Regions from separate parts of the Homo sapiens genome. Here region 1 is linked to region 2. A link is a loop called in an ENCODE intact Hi-C map of the cell type or tissue named here. Cell type or tissue: IMR-90. All regions are shown on one strand. Each heading gives the region's core, and the rest is flanking DNA. Links, peaks and the distances in the headings are about the cores only.

Region 1 (2,913 bases), core at 145-2,644, 80 kb after region 2:
TGGTGGCATGCACCTGTAATCCCAGCTGCTTGGCAGGCTGAGGCAGGAGAATCGACTGAACCTGGGAGGTGGAGGTTGCACTGAGCCAAGATCGTGCCACTGCACTCTAGCCTGGGCAACAGAGTGAGACTCCATCTCAAAAGAAAAAAAAATGCTACATAGCAATATGGGAAAATGCTTATAATATACTAATAAATGAAAAGAAGAGAGTTTTTTAAATCACATGTACCTATGGTTACAAATATCTTTTTAAGACATGAGAGAAAAATAAACTCAAACAAATTAATCATTCTACCCCAAAAATGTATTCCTACTTTGTTAGTGTCAGGGTTGAATTGTGTCTCCCCACAAATTTATATGTTGAAGCACTAACCACTAACGTAACTGCATTTGGAGAGACCACCTTTAAGGAGGTACATGAGGGTTAATGAGGTCATAGGGATGGGGCCCTAATCCCACAGAACTGGTGTACTTATAAGAAGAGGAAGAGACACCAGTGATCTCTCTCCACACAAGCAGTGAGAAAAGGCCATATGAGGACACAGTGACAAGGCACCACGTGCAACCTGAGGCGTCAGCAGAAACCAACCCTGCCGGCACCTTAATGTTGGACTTTCCAAGCCTTCAGAACCATGAGAAAATGAATTTCTATGATTCAAGCCACCTAGTCTGTGGTATTTTGTGATGGCAGGCTAAGCCAACTAATACAGCTAGCCAGCCAGTCACCAAGTCCTACCAATTATTCCACTGCAATTCTCCTTGCAACCATTCCTCACCATTCCGCACCGTTCCACTGCCAACCTGGCTCAAGATCGTCTTGTGCTCAGATGAATACAATAGACTCCTTTCTCTTCCCTGCCTTTATACTTCCTGACTTGCTTCTCATATTCCCAGCACCAGTTCTTATCTTGCCTCATCCTATCATTTCAAACGTCTGAGATGTTTGAATCTGACAAGGGATATTTTCTCCTAGTACCAACCCTTGGTTCCCTCTCTCTGGAATTCGCTGTGCTCATCTCAGACGTGAAGTTCTCTGGCCTCCCCTGGTGCACCAGAGTTCTTCCATTATAAGTGCAGAAGGAAATCCAGGTCGATGAGCACTCAGATGACTAGCATAAAGACCATCCCTTTCCCCCTGTCCTGCCTCGCCTGTGTGTCTTTTCTTAGTTTCATATTCCCAGGCTTCTACTGCAGGCAGCTTTTTCCACATGGAGGAAAAGAGACCAGCCAGGCACGGTGGCACATGCCTGTAATCCCAACACTTTGAGAGGCCGAGGCGGGTGGATGGCTTGAGCTCAGGAGTTCGAGACCAGCCTGGGCAACATGGTGAAACCCTGTCTCTACCAAAAAAAAGAATACAGAAATTAGCTGGGCATGGTGGCACACACCTGTAGTCCCAGCTGCTTGGGAGGCTAAGGTGGGAGGATCACTTGAGCCTGGGAGGTAGAGGTGGCAGTGGGCTGTGATCATGCCACTGCACTCCAGCCTGGGTGACAGAGCCAGATCCTGTCTCAAAAAAAAAAAAAAGAGGGAGACCACCAAGAGCTTAGGCCTAAATCATCCCCCATTACCAAGCTTCATGGGAAATCTAAGTTTCTTTCTCTCAGCATACGTATGTCAAATCTCAGGAAGGACTGACTGGTCATTCTTGGGTCATACCCACCCATGAGTCAGTCATGCTAGCCAAGAAGAAAGGGGATTCTGGTAGGTCAGGGCTAGCTCATGACACAGTAGTTCGAAAGGAAGAAAGACACCCCTCTCAAGAGAAGAGGAAAGAGATGTCGAGCAGATATAAACAAGTATCTGTTCTTTCAGGTAACACCCATTCTGATGCAGCCCAGCACACAAGACCCTTCCCAGTGTCACCCTTGCTGACTTTGCCACGTCCCATTGAGAGTGAATCAGACAGTACCTTCCTAGGCAGAGTGCCGCCCCACACCTCCATGGACATAGGTAATCTATTCCAATTGGTAATACAGTTGAGAAGCATTTGAGCACTTGTTGGAACAATGGCAATCTTTTTTTTTTTCTGTAATGATTCATACAAACTTGGCCATGGGACTTTACAAAGGAAGGAAAATAGACATCAACATTTCTGATGCAGAACTCCTAAGTTCTTCCAGAATAAAGTCAGGCCTCAATTTGACAGGAAGGATTTGTTTTGCAATACAAACCTGGCTTTGAAGGTTAGGTTAATACTGGATTAGAGGACAGAATAAATCTACAGAAGCTACATCCTGGGAGATTTTTTTTTAAATATGGTAAAGCCAATGCTGGCAATGGAAAGGGAATTGAGTACACATGTACGTCGTTGGTGGAGTTGTAAAGCAGTATAAGCCTTTCCAAGAGCGATTTGGCAATCGTGTCTTTAAAAGTCCAATACCATTTGATGGGCTAATTTCATTTCTAAGCATCTGTTCTAAGAAAATGGGCTGGGCACAGTGGCTCACGCCTGTAATCGGAGCACTTTGGAAGGCTGAGGCAGGTGGATTGCCTGAGGTCAGGAGTTTTGAGACCAGCCTGGCTAACATGGTGAAACCCCATCTCTACCAAAAATACAAAAATGAGCCAGAAGTGGTTGCGCACACCTGTAGTCCCAGCTACTTGGGAGGCTGAGGCAGGAGAATCGCTTGAACTTGGGAGATGGAGGTTGCAGTGAGCTGAGATTGTGCCACTGCGCTCCAGCCTGGGTGTCAGCAAAACTCCGTCTCCAAAAAAAAGAAAACGATCCAGGCCAAGATGGGTGGATCACCTGAGGTCAGGAGTTCGAGACCAGCCTGGCCAACATGGTGAAACCCCATCTCTACTAAAAATACAAAATTAGCTGGGTGTGGTGGTGCACGCCTGCAGTCCCAGCTACTCGGGAGGCAGAGACAGGAGAATTGCTTGAACCTGGGAGGCAGAGATTGCAGT
Region 2 (2,913 bases), core at 297-2,796:
CATGTGCCTGGAATTTTCTTTAAGATGTTTTTTCCCCAGAAGGAGAGATACTTACTCATTGCATGATTAATCTGTGCCAAGCACTGAAGGAGGCATCTTTGGTGAATTACCTCATTTAAATCCAATTGCCAGATGAGAATACTAAGGTTCAGACAGCTTGGCCCTCTCAAAGCTGTCATGTAAGTAGCAGAGCCAGTAATCACACCAGTCAAAGCTCACTCTGTTAGAAGGCCTTTCTCTTTGGTTACCAGCTGGCCATGAGAATGAACAATTCATCCCAGCTTACGTAGACTTTCCAGGACTTTCCAGATTTTAGCACTGAAAGTCCCAGGTCCCAGGAAACTCTTTCGTCCTGGGCAAACTGGGATAGTCGGTTACCCGATAGGCCATTATCAGAGGCTGGAGGAGATGTCATGAGATCTGCTGCTTCTCATACCATTTTGGTTTGAATCAAAGATTTTTCTTCTTGGTATATCCGACAATGAACCACAGAATAGTGGCAACATGTCTTATCCTCATTTCTAGATTTTCTCAATTCTCCTTCTCTTCCTTCTTTTTAACAGCATCTAAAACACAAACCTCATCTTGAAGTCTACTGGACTCTACTCATGAAGGGAAAGAGTTTGAAAATTATACAGGAATCAGGCCAGGTGCAGTGGTTCATGGCTGTAATCTCAGCACTTTGGGAGGCCAAGGTGGGTGGATCATCTGAGGTCAGGAGTTCAAGACCAGCCGGGCCAAAATGGTGAAACTCCATCTCTACTAAAAATACAAACATTAGCCAGGTGTGATGGAGCACGCCTGTAATCCCAGCTACTTGGGAGGCCGAGGGAGGAGAATCGCTTGAACCAGGGAGACGGAGGTTGCAGTGAGCCGAGATTGTGCCATTGCAATCCAGCCTGGGCAAAAAGAGCGGGGGAAAAAAAAAGAAAAAATTATACAGGAATCATTGTATATTGACCCCATATTTCTTTCTCAGAGAAAGTAGGGTTTCTAGTGAATAGAGGGCTGTCCTAGAAGCCAGAACCCCTTACCCAGTTCTGCCCGTTAAATGGCTGTGTGCCCTTAGGTAAGACTCTTCCCTTCTCTGAGCCCCAGTTTGAAATATGGGAGTTCTATATGATCTCCTGCCCTTGAGGAGTGCACAGGCCTTAATGTTCAGCCCTCTCATTCTACAGATGAGGACATGAAAGCTCAGAGAAGTCAAGGGGCTTGGCCAAGGTCACACAGCAAGCTAGAATAGTACAGAAAGACACACAGCAGTCTCTAAAGTTTTCTCTTATGAGACAAAATGTTGCCCCATGTGCCACCCCCCAGCACACACCAGAGAAAAAGCAGAGTACACTAAGAAACATAATCTGTTTAATGTTGCTTTCTAAGCCTGTAAAGAAAATGAGCCAAATGCTGAAAGATTAAGATTCCGATCTTTAAAAACAAATCAGGGTTTAATTTGGGTTTTCTTAAAGCCTCATAAAAAAGGGAAGCTGAATCCTTGACCAAATACTCAGCATTCCAAAGTGGGACGATGAGACAGATTTTAATTCCCTGCATGAGGAGCAGGCAGATTGGAGGATGTGTATTTCCATTGGCCTGCATATTTTTCAGATGTGTAAATGGCAGGCAGCCTGGAGGGAAGAGAATAGCCCCAAAGGGGCACGAGGGGAAGGTGACGCCTTGGAGGAGGGCTGCTTCTGCAAAGCCATAATGAAAGCTAACTGGGCTGCATCCTGATGGCTGAGAGAGGGCAAGTAACTTACTTAAAGTCATTCAGCTAGTAGGTGGCAGAGTTAGGAATTTAACCCAGATCTAAGTTCAAGCTCAAGTGCTCACTGGTTATGCTATGTAAAATTGGGAGCGGGAAGAAAAATGGCAAAATCAGGACCCCTTTCCATTATCCAGAGAGCCTGCTGTGGACTCTCTGCGATCCCCTCTGGATCTCTTTCTTGCTTCAGTCTTACAGGGCACTTCACTGTTTCCTTAGACCCCCTGTACTGGATGAAAATGTATTCATTCAGTTGTTCAACAAACGATTAATAAGAGTTTACTATGTGCTGGCTGACACTCCCCATCAAGAAAAGAAACCAATCAAACTAAACAGAAAGATATGTCCAGGTCCTGGGATTAAGGAGGGATTAAAAAGGGCTTCCTGGAGGAGGCAATGTTTGAAGTGAGCCTTGAGTTGGATTTGGGCATATCAGTTGTGTCCAAATAAAGCCTGGCTGAATAGTTCTTTAGTCATTACTTATTTACTAGCAGCCTGGGTCCCCTTTGGATATGGAGGGCTCTGGGTCAGTACCATTGACCAAAGCAAACTTAGAGATTGTCTAGGAATGCCAGTTATCCCCAAATATTCCAGACCCCAACGTATCAATCTCTCAACTGTCTCTGCATCTCGTCTGTGTAATAGCTGCCTCCACCAGCATTGGGAAGGCAGGGGAAGGAACACACATCTACTTAGCACCGCTACACCAACTATTTAAAAAAAATACAAGGTCTGTGTGGGAAATATTGTAGCTTCATGTTACACTGAAGAAACAGAAGCTGATAGAACTTAGGTGACTTGCCAAAGGTCACACAGCTCTACAGGGCAACACAGGGATTTGAATCTAAAGCCCACACTGTTCTCATGGCCCTACCTGCCTTTCTGTGTGCCAGACAGTGTTAGATGCTTCAAAAACACAACCTCTGCAAAAAAAAAAAAAAAAAAAAAAAAAAAAAAAAGGCCCATAAGGACACCGAACAGGAAATATGGATTCTGCACCTCCAGGGTACTTAGACCATGCTAGACACCAAGGATTCACAGAGGCCTAACCTCAAAGAAACACTCACTCTATTGAAAACACCTAAATAGCCCACTAGAAGCCACAGAGGCCCACATATAACCAGGAGTTGAACTGGGTGGTGTCACTGATG

Evidence for each region. Peaks named below come from ENCODE experiments on the same cell type or tissue, not always from the same donor. Only the 100,000 strongest peaks of a DNase experiment are listed, where the experiment ranks them.
Region 1: a loop joins it to region 2, with 2.4 times the contacts of the local background. A loop is called at or near these places in 2 of 110 quality-filtered maps.

Annotation. Positions count from the first base shown.
Region 1 is chr17:31,819,176-31,822,088 of GRCh38, forward strand. No RefSeq gene overlaps it. Among named protein-coding and RNA genes, the nearest start is that of COPRS, 39 kb to the right of the region's middle. In IMR-90, for the core only: no CTCF peak of the experiment used is centred there; a DNase peak (open chromatin) is centred at 1,676.
Region 2 is chr17:31,739,367-31,742,279 of GRCh38, forward strand. No RefSeq gene overlaps it. Among named protein-coding and RNA genes, the nearest start is that of COPRS, 120 kb to the right of the region's middle. In IMR-90, for the core only: no CTCF peak of the experiment used is centred there; a DNase peak (open chromatin) is centred at 1,585; H3K27ac peaks cover 1,790 bases.